Linked DNA regions of Mus musculus: all the other regions are linked to region 5. Evidence: chromatin loops called from intact Hi-C (ENCODE). Cell type or tissue: heart. All regions are shown on one strand. Links, peaks and the distances in the headings refer to the core of each region. The heading gives the core; the rest is flanking DNA.

Region 1 (6,064 bases), core at 665-5,664, 290 kb before region 5:
TGTCTCTAGCTGCATATGTATCAAAAGATGGCCTAGTCGGCCATCACTGGAAAGAGAGGCCCATTGGACACGCAAACTGTATATGCCCCAGTACAGGGGAACGCCAGGGCCAAAAAAAAAAAAAAAAAATGGGAATGAGTGGGTAGGGAAGTTGGGGGGAGGGTATGGGGGACTTTTGGGATAGCATTGGAAATGTAATTGAGGAAAATATGTAATAAAAAAAAGAAGAAGAAGAAGAAAGGGGGGTGGGTTGTTTAATCTTGTCACTGTCTCATTCGTCTCTCAGAGGAATCATGGTACAACTGGGCCTCACTCTGACATTTCTGCTGCTACACTATAGACACAGTTAACAGATGCCTCATCAGCATCACAAGACTGGGTCTGGAGGGAGTGAAAACCCAAAGTTATAAAGCTCTATAGTGAGAGGAGTAAGGAAGCCAGGAATAATTCCCACTAACATCTTAACGCAGCTATAAAGTCTGGTCCACGCTGTCCCCTCTTTAGACTCTCCTCACCTCTCTGTCTACAGTGCCCTGCCGGGCATTCTTCTTCCCGGCATCCTAGCTTCGTTTATTTACTGAAAGTGTAACTGCATTGCTTTCTCTCCATTACCTTTCCTTCCTTCAACGCCTCCCGTGCCCCTCACTCCCTCTCAAATCCCTGGCCTCCTTTTCTTTAACTCTTCCTTTTACATACACACATGCAATTACGCACACATGCATAAATAGATAAACACAACCTGTTGAACCCATTCACTGCTGCATGTGTACACGGTTATTTCAGGACTGACCGCTGGATACCCAGCTAAGGGGGTCCTCCCTGCGGGAAGACTCTCTCTCTTTCTCACTCTCAGCATCCCTTAGTTGCCTGGGGTTCTTTGTCTATGGGTGGCGCTCCACATTAGCACATCTGTTGGTGTCAGTGTTCAGGTATGGTTGAGCTAGCCCTATTGTTGAGGTATCAAGAGGGGAGCTTGCCTGCCGTTCCCAAGAGACAAAACTTACAGCAGATTTATTTTATGGTCCTCTGGCTCCTAACATATTTCTGCCTACCTCTTCCTTGATGTTTCCTGAGCCTTAGGTACAGGAATTGTGAGATATATCTATATCATCTATATCTATATCATCTATATCTATATCTATCTATCCATCCATCTCTCCCTCTCTGTGTGTGTGTGTGTGTGTGCGTGTGTGTGTGCGTGTGCGCACGCGCAGAAATGTGCAATGTCAAGTGTGGAGGTCAGAGGACAATTCTGGGGAGTCAGTTCTCTGCTTCCACCACATGGAAGGAGATTGGGGATAAGGCTCAGGCATTCAGACTTAGTGGCAAGCATCTTTCCCCACTGAGCCATCTAGGCAGCCCCCATATTTTAACTCTCATTTGTTTTCACATTGCTTTGTTGTAAGCACACCTTCTCTTTCTTTAAAGTCTTTGACTTCACCAGAACACGAATGCTCCACATTTTGCCCATTAAATAGATGTTTCTCAGTTGCTACTGTTCTATTAAGTGTCGCAAAGGTCTAGCATTCATGGGACACATTTTAATTAGTAAGACAATTCTATGAAAAATCAATGAGTTACTTAAAAATACCAGTTACTTCATTGCTGTCTAACAATCTGTGGGAGGGGGCTAAAGTTCAAGCTAGCAGCTACATTTGCATCGTATTAAAATCTGAAACATGGCATTAAGGACATGACCGATGGATGACACTTGAAGACACTGAGATTTTTCAGTAAGTCACACCTGGGTCACCCCCATGCAAAGAAGTCAGGACACTTACATCACTGAGCTGTTTGGTGTTGAGCTGGGCTTGCAACAGCACGGGAGTGTCGGTGACTGCTGTGAACCTGGTCTTATCAGGATGCACTTTGTAGGTGTGCTGGAAGAGAAGAGAGCCTCTGCTGACATTCCACGCTGAACTTTTCTATTCCTGTTCATACCACACCAATGCCGGAGAACTTTACATCTAAAACTCTGCTTTCCTTAGTCCTGAAGAATGGATCCAAATGCTACTTCCTTCTGCTTTCTACTCCTCTTTCTCTCCTTTCATCTCCCTTCCCCAGTGTTCTGTGGTAGATGTGTAGCTTTTATTTTAAACTAAAACAGAATTATATTATTTCCGTCCATTTCTCCCACCTATCTCTATTCCTTCTTCCTTTCCTACTTCATGATTTTTCTACACTTGATATTAGCCAAAAGGCCAAGAAATCATTGAGGTTTCTGCTTCATCTAAGCTGCCCAGTCAATCTTTCCAGTGCCCACATAGCTCTGTGATGAAACTTGCATTTCGTTTGGGCTGTACATTGAGTTATAAGTTCTGCCCATCCCATCCTCCCTCATCTTTATAGTATCCTCCTCCTCCCTGGTATATCTCGGTCATGTCTCTTCTCCATTCCTCTTTCTCTTGAGAGCGTTCTTTCTGCTTCTCTGCCCCTGATCTTGGCATAGCAGAACAGTCCTGCCTCAGATCACTCTGGACCTCCAGTCTCTTCACATCACCCTGGTCTAACTGAGTCACCCACGTATATTAGATGATATCTCTCTTGATATTGAATGCTCTTTGTTCATTGCCTGTCTCTTCCACTCCAGTTGAACTTCTGGTAGAGCAGATCATCTTTCCCCCTAGCTCCCAGCACTGAGGACAGTGTCAGGCTCATGCTAGCCCGGTATCATTTTGTTGAACAATGAACACCCTGATTATGACAAATTTGGATAGTCTCCTTTTGTCCTGAATTTATAGCTATACAAACTACTGAAAATAGACATAAAACCTGAAAGAATTTCATAACCAATAGAAATCTTCCTAGAAATTTTTGTATTCTCTGATCCAACATCCAAAGTCAAATTAAAAAATAAAAACAACTCCATCCTGACAACTAGGTGACAACATTTAAACTCCTGTTAAATGTACCACTAGATGTCAGAAGCATCCTACATCCAATCCGAAGAACTCAGGGCAGCTGGCTTACATCTTTACACTGGTCCAACTTCTTGATAGATTCATATTCTTGGGTTATTGTCTGAGGGAAATAGCATTTCCCTTTATCTTCTTCATATTCTGCTTTGTAACTCTTCTGAAATGGCAGAAGAACAAAACCAACTGAGGATGGCTGCTGCTCCCAAGCAATATCACTACAAGGCCAGAGGAACTGGATTCAAACTTACATCACTGTTTTGAGCAGAAACCTTCATGCAGTGTGTATGGTATGGGTCTTCAAAGCTGCCTACGTAGTGGCCCAACATATTCTTTACATAGGAATCTTTATATTTAGCCTAATAAAGAAAAACACACATACTTTGAGTTAATAGCAACTTTCCAATGGGCAGGAAAGCCTTCCCACCCAAGAGGTGGCCATGGCTTTTCGAACCTCACTGAAGTTCTTCAGAAGGGTGTCAAGTTGATACTTGGGGGTCTCACAGTAATTCATACTCTTGGCCTTTGTCTTCTCATAGTTTTCTCTGTAGAGTCTCTGTCAACGGAAAAAGGAAGAAAATACATATCTCAAACACTACCAGTCATCTATGCCATTGCCAGACTCGAGCAATGGGATGGAATTAGTATGGTTTCTTCCACCCATCTTCCATCACACAGAAAGGATACTCTTAAAGCTCATGTCTTGTATGATGTCACCTGCTAATAACAGCAAGTGTTCATATTACCTATCCCAGTATTTCTCAGATTGAAAAGGGTAGCGTGTGAATGCATTGAAATAACTGTCCCATTTGTGTGTGCTTGAAGAATGTGGATTGCTTTAAAATTTGAAGTACAATAAGGCCTAAGGCCTAAGAAGGGCCTGAGGACTCAGGTAGTCCTACAAAAACCACCAGCTCAGCACTCGATGCACACACTTCTCATATGCTTGGAAGTTGCTTTTCACCATCAGCCTTACATTCTCTTTATAGCAGCTACCCACAAATTATAGATTTTAAGGTTTGGAGTCCTCCAACAAGTGCTCTGTCATATCTTGCTTCATAATCTCTCTTTTATAAAATTCTTAAACTGAAATGTCTTGCTTCTGTGTTTCTGCTTCAGCCGGTTTTCTACTCTGCCTCTCAGCTGATTTTCTCGCTTCCTGCTTTTTTTGTTTTCTGCACATCTTTGCAAGCACGTCAGTTCAGGGCACTGAGTGAATGCACACCCACACTGATACTAGGAGCACTGTATGTTCTAACATTAGGCCACTTCTGAGAAATAAAGAAAACAGTGTTTTATTATTTGTTTCCTCCTTATGAAACAAAGGCATAGAGGAGATTAAAGACACAGTCCTCCCAGAGAAGAACATCACTAGCAGTGAATCTCTGCTATCGCCTCTCCACATTTAGTTTGCCATGCAAATGTGAGATTTGAGTGCAGGTTGACATGCAACCCAAGGGTACATTAATTAGTGGGGATCCCCACATCAAAATGAAGTGGCTTGTGAAAGTTACTTACATCACTCTGGTTCTTGGCGGTCTTCAGGGAGTGCAGCATCTTGGGGTCATCATTGATGCTGAGGGCACCGATCATCTTGCCTTTGCTCTTCTCATAGTCCTTCTTGTACATCACCTGCAAGGACACCACACATGTTAACTGCTCAGCAGGGGCATCCCAGGCCAGCAGCCCAGCCCAGAGCTACACTCACATCACTGGCATTCTTGCTGTTGGCTTTGGCTGCCAGCAGTGGGATGGCATCCACCTTGATGTCAAACTTCTTAGCTTTGCTCTTCTCCCAGTCTTGTTTGTAGACATTCTGGGAAAGGAATTAACAAAAGTGAAATATTTGACATCACATTTAGAGACCAAGGCTAACTCCTTATTATTATTATTATTAATTTATTTATTTTGGTTTTATGAGACAGGGTTTCACTGTATGGCCTTGACTGTCCTAGAACTCATCCTATAGATCAACCAGCCTGGCCTTGAACACAAGAGATACAACTGCCTCCTGACTCTCACCCCACCCTGTGCTATGATTAAAGACATGCATCACCACTGCCCAGCTATTACTTTATTCTCTACAGAAGATAAATGCATCCTGTTCATTGTCTAGAAAATTGTGCATGCTTGAGGTCATTTTCCATAAGCTGGAGCTTCTAGGTTTCTTGTTCTCCATCAGAATATTTCATCAAATTAGCTCCGTTTCAGTGATCTCACTAATATCTGAGTTCTAAACTAAACAGCAGTGAGGGGTACACACATTCTGCAGTCAGCCTACTCTCTGTGGTTTCAGGAATCACTTCCATTTGCCCTCTAAATCCACTCAGAGGTCATTTCAGGAAGCATCCTATTACCCTCCAAGGCTAGATAATCGCAGTACTTGTTTTAGGAATTGCTGAAGAAACTAAGACACACTCTTCTCCTGAGGGTCATTTAGCTTTTCTATAAAATTAAATTTGGAAAATGAAAGCTGACAATGGATTCATGGCCTTCTGCCCTTTACATATTCCTTCTGGGCTATCATTAGCATAAGCCTTCTTACAGGTAGAAATAAGTCTAATTTGTGTCGGGACACTGTAGGCCTGGGGAATAAAGGAAATCATTTCTAAAAAAAAGATTATATTCCAAGAAAGTTGAATTACAGTATAGGATATATAACAATGCTAACAGATCTAGCATTAAGAATTACAACAAAATACACATGCAGGGTGATATTTTAGAGGCTGGTTAGAACATATTAAGGTTATCTAACAATTGAATGAAGCTACTTGCAAGATGACTACACAGAAGCAGTAGGGATTTACAAGGCAAGTTTAAAGTTATTTTGGTAGAAACACACATTTGTTAAGGGTTCTTCCCATCTTTAACCTTGAAGTAGTCATTGGATTACAATGAAGCAACTCAAAACCAGGGGCATAGCTGTCTGTGGTGCAGTACGTGAGAGACTTACGTCACTTAGGTTATAGGCGTTCACTCTGTGCTGGATAAAGGCAGGAGCATCCGGAGGTATATGACACTTGAATTTTTCACTTTCATGTTTGGCTTTGTAATTTAGCTAAAGAGGGAGAAGCAGGGTATGGGCAGAGAAAGGACCATTAAGATCAGAAGAGAAAGGTTTACTGAATGGAAAACCTTCTTCAGACATG
Region 2 (6,064 bases), core at 615-5,614, 180 kb before region 5:
TGCCCACAGAAGCAAAAAAGGAATGCAGAAAACAACGCAAAAAAAAAAAAAATGACTTCCAACTGTTAAATGTACAGAAGTCGACCACTAATAAACCACAAACTGCACTAAGCAATTATTCTTATCTTTGCAATAGTCAGGTCACAACCCTTCCCATATACACAAGAAATCCAGGCCTAGCAAGTTCAGCAAACAGCAGGAGAGGGGTCAAGAGAGGCCTCTTGACATCACAGCCACAGTCTTCAACCCATGAATCACAGTGCTTGCCAAAGGAAAACCAAAGTTTTGGTCTAGTTCAGGGATTTGATGCGAATGGTTCATAGTCACTTAGACTTGGTTTTCAAAGGGAGAACATTTCTGTCACAGAACCTAATTCATCCTTTGGTTCTCTTTCCCACACTGATGAAAATATCAAGAACTTCCGCCCTGAACTCAAGACTCTCAAGTTTCTTTCCACTGCTTCTGAATAGATAGTCATACCTCTGAAAAGTAGAAAAAAAAATTACTCTTCCTTTGAGCTTTACACCCTATTTCCAACTTCCTCTATTTCATCTTTCTTTTCCTGCTGAAATCAAGAGTTTATAGCTGGGCTGAAGAGATGGCTCAGAAGTTAAGAACTTTCACTAATCTTTTGAGGACCCAGGTTTGGTTCCCAGTATCCACACAATAGCTTACAACTGCCTATACTGTAACTCAAGTTCTGGTGTGTGTGTGTATGTGTGTGTGTGTGTGTGTGTGTATGTGTGTATGTGTGTGTGTGTGTTTGTGTGCTGGTGTCCAACATCCTCTTCTGATCTCTGTGGATTCCTGCATGAACATGGCACACATACACACATTCAGGCATAAACACATAATGTAAGTAATTGTTAAAAAGGACTTTATAGCTGCTATCCTAAAATATATTTCTTCTTTAACTACCACTGACTTCTGTGCACTTTCCCAATACACAAACTGAGCTCACTCATTCACTGTTACATTTAACAGTACTTTTTCCATCTTTGTGGCCCTTGACCAGCCATTTGACTAAGTTCGCCTCTACTTCTTTCTTAACTACTTTCAGCTCTGGGCAAAAGACCTAGTGACATCATACTGTCTTACCCTTGACTGCAGAAGCAAGGACTCTCATGTCATGCATGGTCCACTTTTACTTCTAATCCCCATGGGGAGGGATGGGGATTCAACCCATTGTCCGGAGCACAGAAGTAGGCACACTATTCTTCGCTATTTATTTTTGGACAGCATAATTTCCATTTGACAACACTGTTGGCTATCTGCTAGTTTTACACATAAATCCTTTTATTTTAGCTTTGCTGTGCGTAAAGTGTGGACTAGTCTGTGGAGCTGCTGTGAGGACTAAGACAGACACGGCATGGAAAGGACGCTAGGGAGGACATCTTGACAAGCTTTGTTTAGTTCCTAAGTCAGTAGCTAATAGCACTTGCTGTTCTTGCAGAGGACCTAGATTCAACTCCCAGCACCAAAATGGTGGCTCAGAATTGCCTGTAACTCCAGTCTTAGCAGAGCTAGAGCCTCCTGGATTGGCCTCTGTGGGCACAGCATGTATGTGGCTAGACATTTACTCAGATAACATACGTATACACATAGAATATTTTTCAAAAGGTAACAAGTATTATCTGGCCTTTCCAGATCTGTTATACTCTCATTTCTCTAAGCTTCTACAGCAACTGTATGGTACTAATGAGACAACATCTTACCCCTCGCCAGTAAGAGCGCAACATGCTTGAATATGCCACTGGTGGTCTTTTATAGAAGTAAGCTTCAAAAACTGGGAGATTTCTGCTACTGTCATGCATTCTTTAACATCTTGTTTATTAGCAAAAATCAGCAACCCAGCTTTTCTTAGGTCCTGTAAAAACAAATAAAACTTTGAAGGTTAGTACACGTCCCCACAGATTTTTCAACTTGGCTAGCTATTTTTTGTAATTTTAATAAACTAGACTATCTTTTAATTAAAATTGTTTTATTTTCACAGGTAGTACAATGTAAACAGTCTACATCATCTCGAGTTTCACAGACTGACAGAAATAAACACTGACTATATTTTAAATAAATCCTTGTATGGGCTTACATTCTTCTCAGTTGTGTAAGTGCGTGAGGGGTTGTAGTCTATGCACTGCATGTACAGATATGTGTGGAGGCAGGAGGTCAGCACTGAATCTCTCCCTGACCACGGAGCCCACTGATTTCTCTGATGTGGCTGCCCACTGCGCCCAGGAACCCTGCCCCCCTGCCCGGCACTGAATGACAGGTGTATGCTCTGTGCGCTTTTGTACATGGGTGTGTGCTGGGATCAGCCTCATTTACATGCTTGAGCAGAAAACACTTTGTCAGCTGAGCTATCTGCAAGACCCTCAGCACCAACTGTTTAGTCTTAAATGATATGCTTTATGGTTCTAAGAGCTTATACCTCATCATATTTTCAAGTAAAATTATCTACTATACCAATTAAAGCACAAAGAGCAAAAACTTCAATAGCTACTGAGCCATCCTTGACTACTGTACCAAAACCGTGACCTCAGTTACGCTTCCACATCACATTTCAGCTTGAGTACTATTAGCTACTGTGTGCTGGAAGACATATAAGTCGTCGATGGTTTTTGAGGTCACGCTACGCAGCACAGGCTGAACTTGAACTCTGGAGTGCTCGAATGTCAAGTGTACACTATCACTCACAGCTTACAATACTCCAGTTAGAGGGCTATCTACTCTCTGGACAATTTGGGACAGTCTTATCTCAACATTTTGCCAGTGGTTTTTCTGTATGCATTATCCCTTTTCCTCCAATCTCCTAAGCAAACCATTCATAACCAGGATTTCATAAGAGAATGAAATTCTTCAGAAAATGACCATACTGCAAGTTTCCAACTATATGTGCAGTTGGTATCCTCTCAACACACAAGAAAGAAATGAATCTATGACATCCCACATTGGGCTAAATTCTCAGTTTGGAAACACTCTGTGTGTGTACATATGTGTGTATGTACACTCCTGCATGATACAGTCACATACTGGGCCAAGGAGCCACAAAGAATGAAACTGAATTCATGAATTAAAACTCCCATAAAATTCTGTCCTTACCCAGAGAGACCCTGGAAAAATGTAACTACACAGAGATGCTGAATGCTTTGTTTCTTCTTCTAGAACTAGTTAGTTTTTTGAGACAGGGTCTAACAATTTAGCTTTGGGTGTCCTACAACTTGCTACACAAACTACACTGGCATCAGACTTAGAGATCCCTCTGCCTCTGTTTCCTGTGCTGGGATTATAGGCCTATACCCATTTTAAAGGACCATTTCAGCATTAATACTTTGTTAATGTGCTTAAAGACACTATATGCAGTGGACACAAAATGATGCTGTTCCACATAGATTACTCTTATACATCAGGGCCTTGATTCTTTCTGGTTAAGAATATAAGCTTCCATTTGGTTAGTGTTTTGCAGTGTTTTACGCACAATCAAGAATGACTTAGAGTGCCCTCTGCAGGATCATGTAAGAATAGACAAGAACACAGGTAGATGGGTAACAGTTTTAAGACTTCATAATCAATTAGTTTCAGACATAGTTTGGCCTGAAAAAAAAAAATCTAAAACTTAAATGAAAATTGAAGAGCTAGATCATGAATTGAACAAACACAGGAATTATTTAAGATTGTGTTGTCTTAAATGAAAATGGACTATTATTGAAAGGTGGTATGTGGCTGAGTTAGTAAGTGGATAGACTTTCCATGGGATTTAATTTCTATCTTAACATCTAGAGGTTTCAATATCTCTAGTAGAATAGGTTGAACTCTTTTATACAAGTCAGATTTGCTAATGATGGCACATTCAAAATACAAAATTCTGATGTAAGTATTTGGCTTAAGTTAGGAATATACACTGTACCATTTGTAAATAATTTAAACCTATCATTTGTAGTAATAAAATACAGAAAAGCCCCTAAACTGGGACTATAAAAATCAACTGTTGCTAACAGTCTCATATTAGAGAGATGGCTCTGAAGGTCAAGCATCTGCTGTGTTAGCATGCATGAATATCAGAATTCCGAACTCCAGAACTCAGTAAAAGCAATGGACATGTGGCTTGCCTCTAATCGTAGTGTGTGCAGGAGGTGGAGATGAGGACTCCCGAGAGAAAGTTGCAAAGCCAGGCATGCCAAAACAGAGCTCCAAGTTCAGCTAGTGACTGCCTCCATATATGGTAGAGGTGAATCTATGAAGACACCCAACATCAACGATGGGCCTCCATAGCACGTGAACACACAGGCAGACCACACCAAACACAACAATAAAAATAAATAAATAGAAAGGGTCTTTAAACTAAAACTGTAATTTTTTTTTCTAGGTCTCAAAACCCACACTTTCTTTGGGGTTCTTTGTAAAAATCTCATAGATCTCAGACTGGCATTAATGAAGTTCTTAATTATTGAAAATAATAATAGCAACAACAACAACAAACAGCAACCCTAAAATGGTATTTTACCTGAATAGAGAATCTGCTTGTTATTATATAACCTCAAGACCAAACACAATATTATGACAGTAACAGAAAGCATATTGGATTAAAGGCTATTTATTAAATTAAATTTGTAAGCTATGAAAATTTAATGTAAACAATGGTAACCTTTGGTTCACAAGCTAATTTAAATGTTCTCTACTATACAAATTACACATATAAAAAATGTAAAATATCCAGGTCTGGTAGTACAGGCCCATAATCTCACAACTGCCTGGGAAGCTGAAACACGCTGACTACACCTATATGGCCAGTCTGAGCCGCTTAATGAAACCCCAGCAAAAATACACACGATTTTTAAAGCTGGGGAGATAGCTCATCGGCAGAGTGCTTGACAGGAATGTGGGATGTCCTGTGTCCAATGGCTAGCACAGAGAAAGAAAAGTGTCTGATGTATCTGTCAGTGTAGTCAGGCAAACAGCAGCAAACGTAGACATCTGCTTATCTGCCGTAAGCCAATACTGTCTCTTCGTTCATAAAGCTTCACTTGTGAAGACAACTTCTACAACTTGAGTCATTCTGAAGAAAATTTTTGATTTTGATGTCTGAAACCATTTTAAAGTTAAGTATATTCAAAGTTTAATATTTCTTTTAAGATGAAGTCTTGAGAAGGGTTTTTTAAAAATTGTAGTTTCATGTTTGGAACACACTAAAGAGTAATTATCAATGCTGGTTGATTAAGACCGTGCTGCTTCCAGGCAGTTGTGGTAGGCAGCACTTGGGAGGTACAGGAAGAAGATCTCCAAGGCAGAGGTAGTTTGTTCTCTGAGGTCAAGGCCAGCCTGGGATACACAGAGAAACCCTGTGCTGTGTATTGCTTTATGGTAGCTCTGAAGCACCTGTGCCTAACTGCATTTTTCACTCAGTGCCTCTCTCCAGTGCTCTCCCTGCTTGCCGACTCTGCTCCAACCAACCAGGCAGCTTGCTGTGGGTCCCAGAACCATCATTAAGGCTTTTTTTCAGCTCTCTTCTTGGTTTCCTTTCACTTTCCAGCCAGCCTTGTACTTTATTTTTCTCCTTTTTATCTTCTCCTGGCAATGAGTATAAGTACAATGCTTGTACATATAATAAAAGGTTATATGCAACTCCTGTCTCTTTAAAAAGTGGTTAGTCACATAAACTTTCTAGGTCTTGGTGTAACAGATAAAGGAATGGGAAGCAGCCAGTTTAGGGTCCCCAAGCAGAAAGTAACTTCAAACACTGAGCTGCCAATTATTAGTGAGCAATCAAACAGTGAGGTTTCCTGCTAAAGTTAACATATATATGGTGCTAGAGAATTAGCTTAATTACATTTGGATCCTCAGGCAGCAGGAAGAGAAAGTAATACTGGGCCTGGCATTAGTATTTAAAACCAAAGCCTATCCCCAGTGAGACACTTTCTCCAGCAAGGCCACACCATCTAATGGTGTCACTCCCTATAAGCCTGGGGTGGAGTGGGGCCATTCAAATCACAATCACTAAAAGAAAAATGTACACTTAATTTACAAACCCCACTTTTTATTAGGTTCCCTAACCTTTTAATAGTTTATC
Region 3 (6,064 bases), core at 476-5,475, 330 kb before region 5:
GTCAAATTGACTTTTGGTCTTATTTTTACCCCACACTGTATGTCTGGGATCGTCACCCTGTTTTAATTTGTGACTCCTTATATGATGTTTGCTCATTTAAAATTAATGCTCATTGCAACCAAACCACTATGTACAACATCTTACTTCACTGGCAATCTCCCGGGATGCTTTTGCTGCTTTGATTGGAATGGCGTCCACAGGAAGATCATATCCTTTCTTCTTCAGTTCTTCATAACCCATTTTGTAGAGTTTCTGTTGAGAGGTGGAGACAATCACTTTGGGAAAACAGTTCTTCAGAAACAGTATGACAAATAAGCAGAATAATTAAGCCAATGTACTGCATACTTCAAGAGTTTGTGAAAATAATCTCCATACTCTAGACCACTCCTATGTGATTGGATATTATGTCTATGAATTGCTAATGATCCTGTTTTACATTTTTACAGCTCTCTGATTACCAAACACACAAAATTCTCAAGTACTTTAGAAAATGCAACCGAAGTTAACTGATAGAGACATGAATTATCATTTTGGTGGTATTTTCCAGATAATGTTGTGTTCCATTAGAAGTTGCTATAGAGAAAGCATTTCAGTCTTATTTTTCTTATGAATTCCTCTTATTAAAAATAATAGTGAGTGGCTATCCCTTCTATGTGGCTAGTGCATCATGAGTCAGTATCTAACTCATCCCATGAGGCCACTGAAAGGAACTCTGTCCTCTGGCAAGATGGTGGTCCTTCATGATTAAAAAAATACTTTACTGAATTTTAAAACTTCTGACTATAATTTGCTCATTCAGATTGTGATGTAACTGAATAATTCATAATATATTCAAACGTATTTTTACCCAGAAATCCATTGTCTACTGTTGTTAGACTTCTGTTCATATTTTAGTCTTTGTAGTATTACCGCCGCATATTCTTTAACATTAAAACCACTCTATTAGGGCTCAGAATTTATGTTTGAATGTTTAAATTTTTATATCCATACATATGAAAGGTTAACATTTGCCAGCAGAGTAATCTGGTAAAAATGAAAATATCCTTCCATTGATTGTTTGTTTACTTGTTCAAAACTTTACCTAGAATCTACTTGTGAAGCACAAAACATTGTAAGCAATAAAAATCCAGTAAAAATTGAATCTTCCCATACAAGAAAGAGCAAGAATGCTGTAAACATTTCCTTATGATAATACACATAATAAGGAAATATAAATATAGGGAGATCTGTGCTCTAATGCTGCTTGAGATAGGGAGTGCCAACACTGGACGTACAAAATCCCCACCAAATAGGGAATCAGTCACTCATTGTCTGCTAATTAAAATGATTTGGAATTCAAAAGATTTTTTAAACAACTTCACTGACTTAGAAGTGATTAGCTGAGCTTTCTGAAAAGGCACACTGAGTTTGTAAACTCACATCACTTGTATTGATTAAGTTTGCTTTAGCCAGAATGATGTCAGGAGTGTCAGGCATGATGTGGATCTGAGTCTTGTCCTTGTCCCAAGCTTCTCTATAAAGTCTCTAAAATGAGAAACAATAATTTTATCAGTGGTATTGTCAGGTTCAAATACAACAGTTGGCTCCAGATGGCATTATAGCAAGACGGCAATATAAAAGGAGACATAATTTTCTTATCTGAAATGCAACTACCTTTCAAATACAGATTATGGCTTACCTTTTTGAAGTTACTGATACTATTGTCTACGGAAATCAACACATGAAATAAAACCTTTGTTGATACTATCAAGTTGTATCAACAATTTTTTTTTTGGCCATTAAAATCCCCCTTAGTGTTTAACTGTCTTATCAAAAGATGACCTATTTAAATTATGCCTAGGAATTAGGGAATCTTAGTTCTCATTTGGTTTACTATTTAAGATTATACAATTATTTTGGAGGATAAGTAAATTGACGATAATGTTGGGATTTCTCCAAAAGAACAGTTTAAATTTTATCAAAATCTTTTGGATGTGTTAAAAACCATTTTCATGTCTGTCTTCCATAGAAGATCATGGGAAACCAAATTTTAAAATCTTGGTAATTAAATAAAAGTGAAAGTTTGAAGAACAGAATATTTATACAGTATCAAATTTATAAACAAAAACTCAATTAAAAGTTTTGAATGCCACTTCTGGTCCATGTAGTGATATGTTGCCAAATGTGGTAATGCAGGTCTTTAATCCCAGCACTTGAGAGGCAGGGGCAGGCATCTCTGTGGGGTTGAGGGCAAGCCGGTCTACGTATACATAGAGAGTTCCTGGTCACCCAGCAATACATAGTGAGACTTGGTCTTTACATGTTTCTCCAAGGGATAAAACTTAACAGTAGAAGAATCTGGCACTATCACTTTAAGCAAGTGATAAAAGTTCAAATGATCAGCAACAGGACAACTTGATATCCTGGGCTCTCCTGCCGTGAGGGCTGAGCAGGACACAGCGTGTAGTTTCCTCGTGAAAAGACCCAATCTGAATCATCCTAAGGATGCCTTGGAAAGCCCAAGGTGAAGGAGAAGCTGCACCTGTCACAACTGTCAAAGACTTAGGAGACAGAGAGGAAATAAGCTAGAGTAAGAATAAATGCAAGGTGGGACTCCCAGTTGCATTGTCAACCAGGGGGAACATTTTTCTTTTACTACAAAGGGTATTAGTAGTAAAACTGAATAAGTTTTTGTTACTTAAAATTGATTTAGTGTGTGTGTATATGTGTGTATTTGTGTGTGTGTACTTGTGTGTATATTTGTGTGTGTGTACTTGTGTGTGTGTGTTTGTATGTGTATACTTGTGTGTGTGTATTTGTGTGTGTGTACTTGTGTGTGTGTATGTGTGTGTGTGCATTTATGTGTGTGTACTTGTGTGTGTGTGTGCATATAGGGTTCAGGTGCCATGGCTTGCATGTGTAGGCAAGACAGCAACTATCACATGCAAGAGCTCAGGCTTGGTAGCGGGCGCCTTTATCCACTGATCCATCTCACCAGCCCTCCAGTATAAACATTTTAAGGATTCATTAATTCCTTAGATTTTGTACTTCTCTTCTGTATGAATATGCTTTCTATCATGCAAATGGCTCAGAGAAGTTAATTAGGCCTTCAGGATCAAACTGAAACAAGACACATTAATATTAATCTATGTTTACTCAAGTTCTTTCCTAATCTTTCTGGTAGGAACGCCAGTGCCTTTTGGCCTCATAATCATTGGTGTTACACTCTGGGTGGCTCTTGATTGTAGGACACAGTCTTGTGTCATTGGGAATTTTTCAGTAGCCATGCCTGGTTTCTATCCACTAGAGGCCAGTAGCACACCACCTCCAAGTCAGGACCAGCCAAGGGGAAAACTTCCTAGATATTGTCAAATTTCTTCTAGGGTACAAGAGTGTCCTGGTAGAGAAATTTCCTCAATATTATATTCTACCTTGATCCCGCAGAATGCACAATGAATGCTAATATTATTTAGTTTAGCATATCCAAAAGAAGAGACTCAAACACCCTAGCTTCTGCCTGGGTGTGCAAAGCCCTAACAGGATTGCTATTCAGCACCCATGCAACTAGGACACGGGTTGGTCAGCTTTATGGTCTAGTCCTTCCCTTGCTTAACTTCCCCATTCAGAGCTTCCCCCACACCTTCATTAAAATTCTAAGAAAGAAGCCATGTTCAGAACCCCAAAATGTGCTCGCTTGGTCTGCCACCCTTTGTATTCAAAGCATATCACAAAGGCAAAGAGAGAACTGGAGATTGAGGCAGAAAGAGACTGGCAGGCTTGTATTTGCTTCAGCTTTTGGAAAACAAAACTGTTGTCTGTGAGTGTTTCCTTACCTGGAGAAGAGCTACAGCTCTGCTATGAAACACAGCCTCGTGTATCAGGTAAGAACTAAGGTATGCATTGAAAATGAAGGACACATGGAGCACCATGTACAAAGCGCCTCCTAAGACCTATGCAGGGCTGGTGAGATGGCTCAGTGGGTAAGAGCACTGACTACTCTTCCGAAGGTCCTGAGTTCAAATTCCAGCAACCACATGGTGGCTCACAACCAACCGTAATGAGATCTGACGCCCCCTTCTGGTGCATCTGAAGTCAGCTACAGTGCATATATATTTCTATGCAGTTATCAATTTAAAGTTTCTTGCATATATATATATATATGTATATATGTATGTATGTATGTATGTATGTATGTATGTGTGTATATATATATATATATATATATATATATATATATATATATATATATATATATATATATGTAGTGGTACTGAGAATTGAATCTTGTGCGTGCTAGGCAAATATCTTTAGAAAATATATCCTTTAAGGGAGACATGACTCTGTGGTTAAAACAAAACAACAAAACAAACAACAACACCCCAAACTTGTTTCTTTATAATATTTTCCATGCTCTGTCAATATATTGCTAAAGAAATACTCACGTCACTCCTGTTTTTGGCATTTGTTTTAGCCAGAACTATGTCCATGGCGTCAGGGATGCTGGTGAACTTATTTCTGTCTGGAGGTTGGCGGTATTTCTTCTCACTGATGATTTCTGAAGCCCGCTTGTTCTTTTCTGCTTCCAAAGAACCCAGGGGACTCCATCCTATGCCTCTCAGCCACTCTAGGTCAGACTTATACATATTCTAGGAAAGGACAAAACAAGCCATCAAAAACCCATCTTCCCCTTCACCATGACTAGGAGATGCTAGTTACAGACAGGTGTTTGAGGGGGTCGAGGTAATTTCTCTTTCCAATCTGTTTTTTACCTCACATAAATGGCTATTAATATGTGGAGTGATTTTAAGTAATCAAATTTGATAGACACTGACCTCACTTTGTAGCTCATAGACCTTTTTAGCTTGGATGACGTCATTCTGGTCAGGTAGGCACGTCCACTGGTGTAGGTAGTTCCTGTAGTCAGCATCACTGACCAAGGCCTGGCACTTCTTGGCCAACACCACCCCCAGCATGTCCACAGGGCTGGTGTATTTGGTTTTCCACTTCTCAAAGTCCTTCTTGTACTCCCTGTCGCTCTGCATTTTGGCTACATTCATTGATAGCACAAGCTTTGGGTCATCTTGCACACTGAGGAATCCAATATGGTGTCCCAGTTGTTTCCGGTAGCCTTGTTTATATTTAAACTGAAATCAGGAAACAGAGTCTTTTTAATAACATAAACAAAAGCTAAGTCAAACTTACCTTGCTTTGTTGCTATACTTCCCATCCCCCAAATGGGGATGAAAAATGATTTCTGAGCTAACCTATCAGGAAGTGTTTCTATCCTTAAGTAAGCTCTGCTTAATTAGATCTATCTAAAGAATGTAATGCCGCCAAGTATCAAGGGAGTTTATCATGAGAAATTGGTTCTATGTAAAGGCAGAAATATGTGCCTGACACTGTTGTCTGACTTCAGGATAACATTTAGTAAAATGTTTGTTACATGCTTATGAGAAAAAATAGGGGCTGAATTGCAGAGAAAAAATTATGAAGATATATGATCTGATGAATAAGCAAAAATGTAGATTGGAGAATTTTTACATGATTATATTATTATGTCATATGTCTAAATTGGGATCTATATCTTGTGGGCACAGATAGGAATATCTTGATATGTTAGTTAGAAACAAAGCTCCTCAAGAGCTCATCATCTTGTCAAGCAGGTAAAAATAAACTATATAGATTTCAGGTAACCAAAGTTAAAAAAAAATCCAGTCTTAGATTTAGTTGGGGAAATTACATCACTATTAAATGACCACAACATTGCTAATAAGTGCAGTGGCAGTTACTTAATGTCAGGGACTAAACACATAGTAGGACTCACAACATGGGCTCAGCTCCCTCAAATCACATACGTTTAAACTATTCTGGACTTTAAGGTGACTATACCATTGCAGTAGTTAATCGGCATTGTCAATGTGATTAGATATAGAATCATCTAAAAGGTTGAAGGCGCTCCTCTGGGTGTATCTGTAAGGGTAGTTCCAGATGAAAAGGTTCCACTCTACATGTGGGCCATAGAGTCCCATGGACTTGGGGCCTGGACTGAATGAAAGGGGAAAAAGAGAGAGCCAGATGAGGGTCA
Region 4 (6,064 bases), core at 298-5,297, 100 kb before region 5:
CTATGTATTTGTGTGTGTGTGCACGCGTGTGTAAGATGTGGGGATAAGGCAGGATACTTGCATACTATTGCATACTGTTGAGGTTAGAAGATGAGAATAACTTTGTGGAATTGGCTTCTTTTCCTTCCACCGTTACATGGTTTGGGGGTTCAAACTCAGGCTATTGGGCTTTTACAAAACAAGTGTTCAAGCAGGTGAGTCATCTCTCCAGCCCCAAATCCACACATTCCAATGACTTAATGGACTTACAAATCAGCTTTCAGCACATTCTAATCTTAGAACATTTATTTCTACCACTTCAAAAGAAGCCCAGGTCCATTTCAGTCTCTCTCCGCTCTACCTCTAGGCTCAGAAACCCAGTTACTTATTAATCCTCCTAAAGTGGAAATAAGCTTCCTTTTATGAGCAATTTTAGTAGTTAGATATCGCTAACATATTTCATATTAAAGCAAGGAAAGCGATAATCTACAAATGCTTGGCTGTAAAATGCTACGATGGAGTCTTGCTAATGTTGCCTGTAGGTCTTCACAGTTCTTCAGTTGTCAGTATCCAATAATCAGGGCAGCTGCCCATTCATGGATACCAGTCATCTGCCTGTTGCTATCAGGGCCGCTATGTGAGAGAAGAGCCGTTAGATTTTTCCATGTGTAACTGAGGGCTGTCATATCGTGGGAAGCATAGAAAACACTCAAAATGTCACTTTCCTGTCTGACATCAGACAAGTGAATCTCCAACTTAGTAAAAAATTAGCATTTTCCTAGCAGCCTTTATTCTATTGATATGGTCATAGAATATGGCTTTGAGTCTATTCTCCCCACTGAGCTTGTAGTAACTCTGCTATGTCCTTTTCTGTACTGCAGAAGAAGCACTCGTGTCCTGGTGTCTTGTCTAGATTTCCCAGGATAGGTGAGTGACCGAACCACTTCAAAACAAAATATATAAAAAGGCTTTGGGTAACCTCTTTCTTTGCAGGTTGTCTCCCTCTCTTTCTTGCTGATTCTCTCTCATCTCCTTCCCGAATGGATCGTCATGGTGACACCCATCTTGTTGATTCATTAGTCTCTATTTTAACGATGACTTAGCATTTGGACCTAAGCAGATCAGACTAAGATAAGCATAGAAGTGCCATGCAACTCTGGGAAAAGCCAGGGCCATTGACAAGTCAGGAAGGTCTCTACTTTGAGCTGTATCTCTAGCCCCCTGTTTGTTCAGGAATGTTCTCAATACTACGTTGCTCAAAGTAATTTGGAACTCATAATCTTCCTGCCTCAGTCTCTTGCTGGTTATGGGCATGTGGTATCACACTTAGCTTGCTTTTTGGTGGGGAGAGACAAAGTCATTTTACATAGCCAAGACCTTGATATGTTGCCCTAGTTGTCTTCGAACTTGCAACCTTCTGACCTTCCCCTAAGGGCTGGGATTACAGGTATGTACCACCCCAGTTGGCAGGTCTTTATTTTTCCATTTAAGTGATAACTTCCCTACAGTGTTCACACTATAGCCTTACATATTACTCCTGATAACTACAATAAAATTATATAGAAAGCCGATATAAATACACACTCTAGAAATAAGTAAAACACAATATCTATCTTTACTTTTTTATTTGTGAAATGTGAAGTAGTAAAATCTTTAATCATGGTTTTTACATAACTTATTTAAAAGAAAAATAATAACAAGTTATAAGGTCGGTTGACCTAGTTTGGTGATTGTTGTAATTGCCCTGGTTTCAGATGGTGTTTCTTTGGAAGAGTTTGAAGAGACCCATTGAAGGAGCAAAACACAAGAATCTGAACTAACTACCACTGGTCCATGGAACAATGGCAGGCGGGTCAAAGGAGGGGGTGATGGTCCCCTCTGTGGCCTTTGAAGCATCTGGAAAAGGAGAAGCTGAGATGAGACCAGCAGATTTACAGGTTTAACCCGGCAGCATAGAGCTTTGATACTGGCCTTGCTACCCTGAGTCCAGCCTCGATAATCAAGATGAACCTCTAACCTACTTCAATCATGTGACTAGATCCTTACAGGTCAAAAGTTCCTCTTCAGATGCAGCAAACAAAACCAATTCCTTCTACGATGGCTGCCAGAGTGACTACCAGATGACCTCTGGCTTCGTTATAATTCCATCTGTGTGCTAAGTGACAAGCCCTCCAGTTCTATGATAGCTGACAGTTGTCATGGAAGCCACTGGGAAGAACCACAAAAAGAAGGAAAAAGCACAGAAGCTAACCCCCCAACCCATAGGTTCCCAGAAGTGACATGAATATTCCTCCCCCTTATAAGCTCATCTTTCCCTGCTCTGTGTTAGCTACTTTTCTCAATACTGAAACAAGATAACCCATCAAAGGCAATCTAGAGGGAGATGGATGTATTATGATTTGCAGTTTGAGCATACAACCCATCGTGGTGGGCAAGGCCGGAGTACGAGGCAGATGCGCACATTACATCCACATCCATGGAGCACAGAAGGGTGAATGCTGCATCTCAGGCCAGTTTCTCCTCTTAATTTAGCAAGGGACCCCAGTTGGGACCACAGCCTATGAATGGAATCACCCATATTTAGGGTGGGTCTTTCCACCTCTCTTAACCCAATCTAGAGACTTCCTTGCAGACATATCTGAAGGTTTGTTTCCACGGTGATTCTAAATCCCATTAAGTCGACAACAACCCATTCACAACCTCACTTCTTTTCATCTCTTGTCTATAATTTCGTGATCCACAGGGGTTGGAAAAGTCAATTTGAGGAGATTATTTCACATTTCGCTTCTTGGCCAAGGATCAATGTCTCTTTCACAGCTCAATTGGCTTCCTCTTGTTATTGGTTCCACAACTCAAAGAGGGAAAAATGATACAGTTTGAGGGTCAAGCTGGTAACAGATAAAACCAACTCAACATAAAACTTGGGGGAAAGAACAAAAAAAAAAAACCGTTGCTTTATATGGACAAAGTGGTTTTGATACTCAGTGTGTACGTGTGCGTATGTTGCTCAATCAATCAGTACAAGAGAAGGAAAAAAAACACTCAGTGGTGCTAAGTAAAAACAAAAGTTGAAAGGCTCTGTACATTCAACAAGGACTTTGTCACTGGAGGAGTGATGAGACTGAGGCTCTGATGGAAAAGGGGGCAGAGCACTTGCATGAATGGGAATTGGCACACACATGTGCACATGCGCACATACGCACACACAGAGCACTAGCATAATTTAGAGGTAACTAGGCAAAAATAACTATGATAGTCTAGTTGAAGAAATTTACCCTAGAGGGGGAGTATCCCAGAGTCATATGTATAAATGGTAAATATGAAAAATCATGACACTTACAGGAAGTCAATCCAGGTATGATAGGCATGTACCTATAATTCCAGCTACTCAGGAACCTGAGGCAGGAGGATCACCTGGTCCCTGGGATTCTAGGCCAGTCTGGGCAACACAGTCAGATTTCATCTCGAAAAGTAAAGCAAAGTATGTAGGTCACTGATTTGGAGCAAGCTCTTGCACAAAGCCCAACAGCCCAGACCAAACAAGTCATCCAGGGAAGGCTCGGGGCCGTGGGGTAGACACCAGGTTTCTTTATCAGGCGTCTGAGAAACAAGGAGAAAAAGAAAGCAGAGCCTCAGACAGCCATTGGTAGCTGCTGTGATGAGCAAGTCCTCTGTGTGTAAACCTCTACAAGAAAGGGATCTGAAGAGCCCCGCCCCCTCTGTTCCTAGCTTCTACTTCATTCTTCATTCTGTCCCCAGGAAGCTCCCCACCTCTGCTCAGATCAACAGCACACACGTTCTGTCTTAGAGAATAAGGTATTGCCCAATCCCAGAACTGAACAAAGAGAGAGAGAGAGAGAGACAGTAAAACCAATAAGCTGAACTCCTTACACTGGGCTTTCTGACAGAGGCAAACAATCACAAAGTCGTTGCATTGTGTTTTTTTGACAGAGGCAATGGTTTATACGTAGCAGATATGCTTTCCAGCAGTATGCCTCATTGATGCTGTGGAATAACAAGACAACTCACGAGAAGCTTGCATACTGTAGGAAGGGTGTCACTTCTTCGTTAAGACTGCTTTATAATACATATGGGGCCAGAAATGTGTTCTTAAAGAAAAGTGCACAAGTGTGCCAATGTGTTCCCACCAAAGTACTTCTTAGTAAAGTACCTGAACTCTTTAATGTCACTTAATACAGTGACCGGAATGGGGGGGGGGAATAATGTACAATAAGAGCTACAAACAGTGTATCTGGGGATGGTGGCTCACATCTCCATCTGGGGAAGCAGAAACTAGCCAGATCTATGAGAAGGGGATTTTTTTTTCTCCAAACTGGAACAATCTCCCACAGTTGTGCCTACAGGCAACCTGAGCTAGACAACCCCTCTTTGAGACAGTCTTCTCAAATTGTGTTAAGTTGACAATTAAAACTAACCATCACTTTTGTACAGTGTTTCCCGCTCCTTTTTTTTCGCAGGGTCCAGGCTGGGTGCCCCAGAACTCTCTACTAGCCAAGTCTTTGTGGGGAAGAAAGGCCTCATGAAGAAGTCCCTAGCGGAGTGCGGATTTCTCCATTCAGCTAACAGTCTTCTGAGTACTATCTAAAACTTACTGTGGGTGTTTAAGGCACAAGTGTTCTATTTTAATTAAAATACAGCATTTGTGGTGGTGGTGGGGGGCTGGAGAGATGGCTCAGTGGTTAAGAGCATATGCTGATCTTGCAGAGGACCCATGTTCACAATTCTTAGCACCTACCTGGTGGCTTACAACTATTCCAGGGGATCTGATGCCCTCTTTATGACCTTCATGGGCACCACACACATGAAGTATACTGATTCAAACACCCACATACACATGATAACAATAAGTCAAACAAAAAAAATCTCAAAAATTATTTTACAAGTTAGTAATTTGCAATACCTGCAGATGTGGTGGGTCCCTTTCACAGACAATCTCTGGTGATCAAATGCCCTTCCAGGTAACTAATAACCTTACTCCTAGTTTCTTTCAGGGAAGAACACAGCTTCATGTCATAGTTCTTCTTGCAGTCTGGTGACCCTTCCACGGCATTTTGTAATGTCCATCCATCCTATCAGTAGGTACTGATTGCATCTGAGGTTTGGAGGGCTCCCTGCTTTCCCCTTGTGGGCTCACATGGGAGGGAAGGAAAGCAGAGCTTGCTTTTCTGTCCTATCTGCTCTTCTGTGTTCTTAGTGTTGGCCTCATTATGCCAGTGGAAAGGAACTCATTCCAAGCTTAACCTTGGAAACCAGGAAATGAGGCTTTGATGGGGAATAATGCTGTATTTTACAGATACTATCTAATTTAGCCACCATAAAAACTTGAGAAGTGGAGTTTATTATCTGCATTGAAGTAAACAAAGCTTAATGACACTAAGCAATATGCCTAAAGTCATGTAGCCAATATAGAGTGGCCAACCCCCAGCTGATCCCCCCCCCCCCATGCTCTTGCTAATTGCCTATTAACCAGGCCCAGCAGAGCTTCTGTAGCCTGGTGGATTAGCAGGTCTCTGAGGTTAAAGGCAATTTAACCCCACCCCACGCCCAGCCCACTAGAATAAATTCCCAATCATTAAACACACCATGTGCCCTCTGGCAAACCATTATGTTCTTTTGAGAACTAGCCACCTGCTTGAGTTACCCAGTGGCCATCTGGGAAGGCTAAGACACTATACTTCAGGCAACTGAGTGATCTGAAAGATCTGCTCTTAACCATCTCTCTAACCGCCAGGAATTGTATTGCCATACTCAGTGAGGAAGCATTCATTGGAACTGATATCAAAACACATGCACTCAACTATTTTTGGTTTGCTTGTTTTGTTGTTTGTTTGTGATAGAGTCTTCCTTTGGAAGCCAGTGTAGCTTGGGTCTCCGTATGCTGGCCTCAAAGGTGCGGTCTTTCCACCTTAGCCTGTAGAGTAGCAGGAGTTAGAGCACACACTCACGTCAGGCTCACCAGAATGCCACTACTGAACTGCATTATCTGCCTTATCTTTCATTCACTAGTAAGGTAACCAAAGTGAGTAGGAATTAGTGGTCCAGGTCTTAGGCAGGAGGATAGCAA
Region 5 (6,064 bases), core at 738-5,737:
GTAGGATTTGCTGAAGGAGGCAGAGGCAGGAGGATCACGAGACAAGCCTGGGCTACACGGTTGGTTTGTTTGTTTGTTTGTTTGTTTGTTTGTTTGTTTGTTTTAAGCCGGGCAGTAGTGGTACACGCCTTTAATTCCAGCACTTGGGAGGCAGAGGCAGAGGCAGAGGAAGGTGGATTTCTGAGTTCGAGGCCAGCCTGATCTACAGAGTGAGTTCCAGGACAGCCAGGGCTACACAGAGAATCGGTCTTGAAAAACAAAAACAAAACAAAACAAAACAAAACAAAACAAAAAAAACAGTTGCAAGATGAGTTTCTCCCTCACCCCCTTTTCTGCTTGCTTTAAACATTTATGTTGGTACTCTTTCAATGACTTAGGAATATATTATTTTAAGGATTTTTTAAGTGCCACACACATTATATGGCACTGACACTGATAGGAGATGTATTGCTGGGCTGTCTGTCTGCACATACATCAGCTCTGAGGTAGCAGAGTGCCACGCCCTAGAGTCTGCACAGAAAGACTCAGAAGGTACTTCCTCCAAACAAAGTCGTTATTAATGGAATCTATTCATTTTAGTTAGAATCCATATGAGGTCAAATATGCAACATATCCTACTAGAATATTATCACCTTGGACAAGTTATTGAACCCCTAGGTGCTGGGTCTTGGGGTGCTCATCTTCCTACCGTCTATCAAACATACAGGAACAAAACAATCCAGTGACCTCCCCACCCCCAAGTCAATCTGTGTCTTCAGGCAGTCCTGGTCAAGGTGTGGTCCTGCCAAATGTCAGCTCTTCATTGTCTGGGCTTCTGTCTCATCCTGTAAGATGGTCTGAAAGGTTATTAAAGCTGTGTAAAATCTCTTCCCAGCAGACAACTTCCCACTCTGGGCTGGCACCCTTTTTTTTCTCCCAGAATGAGATTCCTGGGGAAATTCCCATCTCTTTGGGGGTCCTCTGTTTATGGAATCCCATAAGATAATACATGGCTCAAATGTGTAGTAGGGTCTTATTAGTGTTGCTATTGTTTTTATATGGTATGAGAGACAGAGATGCACACTCTCATTCTGTAGCCCGGCCTACCCTGAAACTCCCTATTAGTTCAGTCTGGCTTCAAATTCACAGCAGTCTTCCTATCTGAATGTCCTGAGTGTGAATGAATGAATATGAATTCCAGTTCCCTTCTAGGTGGTGTTGGCGATGACGCGGGACGCAGATGGAAGTAATTTTGATTCCCTCCAGTGAGGAGAAGTTACGACTAATGTTAGCAGTGTTCCCACTTGAGAGAGCTTAGTCTTTGCATTTCGTGGATTAACACAAAGTCTCTGTATGGATTAATAACACAAAGGAAAGCTTCAATAGTGTTGTTCCAAATTTTCAAAATGTGTGCTGTCAGGCTAGTGAGATGGCACAGGGAGTAAAGGCACTTGCTGCAGGGACCAAAATAGTGGAAGGAGAAAAGAGACACCTGCAAGCTGCTTTCTGACCTTCACCCGCATGTTGTGGCATGCATGTACCCTACCCCCATACACACTGTAAATCAAATAAATAAATAAATAAATAAATAGGTAGATAGATAGACAAACAAACAAATAAATAAATAAAATGTAATAAACCATTCTTCGAGCAAGAGCCATGGCTTATCAGTTAAGAACACTTGTTCCTTGTGCAGAGGACCCAAGTTTGGTCCCCACTATCTGTTGGGCACCTTACACCCACTTTATCTCCAGCTAGAGCGAATCTGCTGCCCTCTTCTGCCCTCCATGTGTATGTGCACACAGAGACCCACGCAAAGGTACACATAGTTAAACAATACATTATTTTTTTTCAAATTCCTTCTATTGCCGAGGCAAAGCATTGCCTTCTACCTGATCACAAACCATTTCTGCAAGGCTCTAGAAAGCACAGCGTTTGGTCTGTGGCTGACCTCTTCCTCCTTGAGTTGAAAGCATTGCTCTGCACCATTCTTTTGATTTTCCAGAGTCTCCCAAAGCTCTGTGCAGCCGTTCTCGCAGCCTTTTCAGCCCTGCCTTTCAATCAGCTCCCAATTCACCCTGTGTACTTCAACCTCCTGCCCAAAAGCTAAGAGATGAGTTCCCATGAATGCTCCAAGGTTTTCCCGTGGTCCCCCACCACCTCCCTGCCTACCTTTGTCTGTGTTACATATCGTTGTTTTAAAGAACGTTCTCTTCACTGTCTGCCTTAGATGCACTGAGTTAAAAAAAAAAAGTCATCTGTCACTGTATTGATGGGATTTAGAGCTAGAGAATCCTCTGCAAGTTCACAGAAGAGAAAGTGCCTGGAGCTGGGAAAGAGGGAAGCCTTACTTGACTGATTTGCTCAATGTGATTCTCTTCTGTGGGCACTTGAAGCAGAGCCCGCACACTGGATAACTCAGTGCTAAACGAGTGAGTTTCCTCTATCCAGGGCAGCATGAAGCTTCTCCTCCCCTCTCCTGTCTTCTGAAAAAGCCAACAGCACGTGTCCCTCCATCACCCTCTGCTACCAAGAGGCGCAGGACCCTCTCGCCTCCCTGCCCAGGTGCTCCTTGCTGTCTCACACAATTTACAAGGTCCACTGTGCCTCTGCTGAGCATATATTTGCTGCGCTCCTGCCAGTGCTGGGAGTAAGGGCCTAATTATAGCACTGGTGCAATTCATAAGTGCATTTAAATAGGAAGCAAGCTGCCTTTCCTACCCCTACTCTCCTTCCCTCCTCCCTCACTCCTTCCCTTCCCCCCACCCCCACCTCCACCAAAGCCCCTGTGGTCAATTCTGTCCTCCCCTCCTGCCTACAGCAGCTCCTGTAGTTGGTGTGGGAAGAAGCTGACGTATGAAATGACAGTTCCCATTGCCTTTTGTAAAATTAAAAAGAAAAAGAAAAAAAAAACCCACAAGCAAACAGTCAGCTAAGGCAAAGGGTGGAAAGGAGATAGTCCACTGTGGTAGCTGCTCAGGGTGACACTTTCCAACAGGAAGTCATAAATGATCGAGCTTTTGCTCCATTGTCTTCAAGGTAGAGGGAGAATTGCCCTGTCCCTTGCTTCTGCCACATTTAAGAAACACTGGGTGGCGACATCTAGCGGTTCCTGTTTAAATTGCTCTTGTAGTACAGTGCCATGAAGAAACAAAAGCAGCAGCTTTCAGAAAGCTGGAGTTAATTAACAGTAGTACAAGTGCAACCAGTTCACCCTGGGTTTCTGCTGTGCTCATCCTGGCCCGCTCTGCCCTGTGGCCGACAGAGATAACAACCATGAGTGAATGGGTCATTAGAGGCCACAGCAGAGTGCTCAGGACACTGCCTACCCTCAGGAGTTACTCCACCCATCCTTGCTGTATTACAAACATCATAGTTACGGCACTTGGTGAAACTGCACTCATTCCTACTCTACTGACACAGCCAGGAAGACATGCACCATGTGTCTTATGGTCTTGCATGCCCATGACGCAGGCCGCACGCACATCATCAGGGATCTGAGGACCTCCCAACTTTCAATATTACCCAAGCCTATCAGTGGCCTAAGTCCCTGGAATTTTGGTTGAATGGGACATGCTCTCCTCAATTCACAACAGTCCCATGGGCCCCGTCATCTTGCTTTAAACTGTTCCCATGTATGTTGACTATCGACCATGGAAGACACTGTTGAGACCCTAAAGAATGCATGTAAGGACCAGAGATCAGTCTTGGTGTGGTGTCTAGGAGCTGGACAACTTGGTTTTTGAAACAGAGTCTCTTATTTAGCCCAGAGCTCTTCACACTAGGCTGACTGGCCAAGGAGCCTCAGGGTTCTGTCTGCCTCTACCTCCCTCACACAGGGGTTACAGCGACATGCCACCACGCCTGGCTTTTCCATTTTGGGTCTGAAGATCTAACTCAGGTCCTGATGAATTAATAGCAAGTACTTCACTGACTAAAACAGCCCTCCAAACCCATTCTGTGACCCTTCTTGATCCTGTCATCTGGACAGCAAGATGACAAGTGGCTGCCTCAAAGCATTGTTAGAAATGAGTCTATAAGCACGTTGTGCCTGTCACATTACCCAAGTTCCATGTCTGAACTTCTACTGACATCATTCATCTTTCTCCTGACAACTCTAACACCTAGTCTTTTAAGCAATTTTTTATTTTTGGTTTATGGGCACTGTTTTGTGTCTGTGTTAAGCACCATCAGATCCCCTGCAACTGGAGTTAGAGTTGTAAGCTGCCATGTGGGTGCTGGGAGTTGAACCTGAGACCTCTGGAAGAGCAGCCAGTGCTCTTAACTTCTCCAGCCCTCACAGTGTCTTTTTAAAGAGTGTTTTCAATTGTGGTAGAATACACACACCAGAAATATTGCTACTTTGACAATTTTTTAAATGTGCCGTTCGGTGGTATTAACGACATGCTTTTTTTTTTTTTTTTTTTTTTTTTGTGCAACTTTCATTGCCATCCACCTCCAAAATCTTCTCATTGTACAAACTGAGTCTGTACACATCTAACACCAACTCCCCATTCCCTCCTCCCCGAGACAGCTGTGATCCCACTTTACTTTCTGTCTCTGCATTTAATACCTCGTATGTACCGAATCCCACAAGACTGAGTCTTCTGTGTCTAGGTTATTTCTCCCGTTTTGTTCTCTAAGTTGCAAACATCTTGCTGGCAGACATGCAGTTTACCTACCACTCCATCCTCCATCCTTCCCCAGGCTCTCACTAGCCGGTGTGGAGCTCTGCCTAAGTGTGGGGTCTGCATCCTAAGGGTGAGGAGGGGTGGCATGGCTGCACCTGGGAGCTTGTTAAAAACACAAAACCCTGACCCCCGCTGTGAAAGTTCCAAACAAGTCTGCATTTTAACAAGATCCCCGGGGGAATCTTCAAACACTGTGAAGGGCAAAGTGGCTTGGCATGAGACAAGGAAGGCAATGTACTGTGGCTCCTTTGTTAGGTTCAGCTACTTCATCTCTAAGTACTGTAAGTATTTGTTGATGGAAAGATTCACGAGGGAGTTGAATGTCCCTATGAATATCACCATCCTGCACTTCCCTGAGTCGAGAAAGGACACCTCTTAAAAATTAGCTCAAAGCGGGTGGAAAATAGGCCAGAGAAAACTGTCACATCCCAAAGTAGCCTAGCAGATGTGACAACTACATATCATGTGGCATCCTGGGTGTGACCTTAAGACAAAAGGGGGTGGGGAGTCAGGGGGACCAGGCTAAAGCTAAGGAAATCTAAATGAAGCAAAGTCAATATTACCAGTCCATTAACTATAACAAATGTGCCAGACTACAGTCAGATGATAATAGGGCAGGAATATACCCCTTCCCCCCCAGGATAGGCCCAGAAACCCTTGGTGATGACTACAGGGCCATCTGTACATCTACAACTACTCTAAAATTAAAGTTGATCCGGTGTAGGGAGGATCCTCGCCTGCACATAAGCACACAGCAACATCTGTGCTCGAGCAATGGCCTGCTCTATGCTATGCTTGTGCAGCTGTGGACCGAGGTTTTCAAGACAACACAGGAAAATACAGTCAGCGTCTGGATACCTTCAGTCTGCAGTCAGCCCAGTCTCCCTCTGCAGACATCTGATACCTAATTGTCCTGGTCTTTTTCCTTCTCCTGTTGTGAGAGCCACCTGCTCAAAACCATCAAGAAAAAGGACACATGCAAATATGAGCACTGGTAGACAGAAGCAAGAAGGTCTTGAGTTCAAGGCCAGACTGAGCTACATAAACAAGACTCTGTGTCAGAAATAAGTAAGTAAATTAAATATTTAACTGATTGAATGCTAGAGAGTACAGCACACTTTAAGAAATAACCAAGTGATGTCTTATCTTTTTATCTAGGGTTGAAATATATATAAATAGATATAGATATAGATATATTGCAATTCAAATTTTAAATTATAGCAAGCGTTAAAGGGTTGAGGGGCTGGAGCAATGACTAAGCAGTTAAGTGTGTGCACTGCCCTTGCAGGGTTCCGGTCCCTGTGCCCACGCCGGATGGCTCACGGCCACCTGTTGCTCCAGCTCTGGGATGACTCAATGCCTCTGGCCTCCGAAGGCACCTGTACTCACACATG

The links. A loop is a pair of places that touch in the nucleus more often than their neighbours do. Peaks named below come from ENCODE experiments on the same cell type or tissue, not always from the same donor. Only the 100,000 strongest peaks of a DNase experiment are listed, where the experiment ranks them.
Region 1: a loop joins it to region 5, with 7 times the contacts of the local background. A loop is called at or near these places in 16 of 42 quality-filtered maps.
Region 2: it touches region 5 in a loop (2.7-fold over the local background); 7 of 42 quality-filtered maps call a loop at or near these places.
Region 3: a loop joins it to region 5, with 10 times the contacts of the local background. A loop is called at or near these places in 28 of 42 quality-filtered maps.
Region 4: a loop joins it to region 5, with 2.5 times the contacts of the local background. A loop is called at or near these places in 4 of 42 quality-filtered maps.

Annotation. Positions count from the first base shown.
Region 1 is chr2:52,300,661-52,306,724 of GRCm38, forward strand. It overlaps Neb (nebulin), which reads right to left. Exons shown (of 157, transcript NM_010889.1): 18 at 5,869-5,973; 19 at 4,624-4,731; 20 at 4,434-4,547; 21 at 3,370-3,471; 22 at 3,167-3,274; 23 at 2,971-3,075; 24 at 1,782-1,880. The region is part of intron 2 of 4930573O16Rik (RIKEN cDNA 4930573O16 gene); the gene reads left to right. Among named protein-coding and RNA genes, the nearest start is that of 4930573O16Rik, 13 kb to the left of the region's middle. In heart, for the core only: a CTCF peak has its summit at 2,919 (motif pointing right); no DNase peak of the experiment used is centred there; H3K27ac peaks cover 704 bases.
Region 2 is chr2:52,403,191-52,409,254 of GRCm38, forward strand. It overlaps Arl5a (ADP-ribosylation factor-like 5A), which reads right to left. Exons shown (of 6, transcript NM_182994.2): 5 at 1,716-1,867. Among named protein-coding and RNA genes, the nearest start is that of Arl5a, 19 kb to the right of the region's middle. In heart, for the core only: a CTCF peak has its summit at 3,504 (motif pointing left); no DNase peak of the experiment used is centred there.
Region 3 is chr2:52,259,075-52,265,138 of GRCm38, forward strand. Neb (nebulin) reads right to left here. Exons shown (of 157, transcript NM_010889.1): 53 at 4,812-5,123; 54 at 4,422-4,625; 55 at 1,420-1,524; 56 at 145-252. Among named protein-coding and RNA genes, the nearest start is that of 4930573O16Rik, 29 kb to the right of the region's middle. In heart, for the core only: a CTCF peak has its summit at 3,281 (motif pointing right); no DNase peak of the experiment used is centred there.
Region 4 is chr2:52,484,520-52,490,583 of GRCm38, forward strand. The region is part of intron 2 of Cacnb4 (calcium channel, voltage-dependent, beta 4 subunit); the gene reads right to left. Among named protein-coding and RNA genes, the nearest start is that of A430018G15Rik, 63 kb to the left of the region's middle. In heart, for the core only: no CTCF peak of the experiment used is centred there; no DNase peak of the experiment used is centred there.
Region 5 is chr2:52,588,012-52,594,075 of GRCm38, forward strand. The region is part of intron 2 of Cacnb4 (calcium channel, voltage-dependent, beta 4 subunit); the gene reads right to left. Among named protein-coding and RNA genes, the nearest start is that of Cacnb4, 86 kb to the right of the region's middle. In heart, for the core only: CTCF peaks have their summits at 1,740 (motif pointing left), 1,941 and 3,094; a DNase peak (open chromatin) is centred at 3,260; H3K27ac peaks cover 1,737 bases.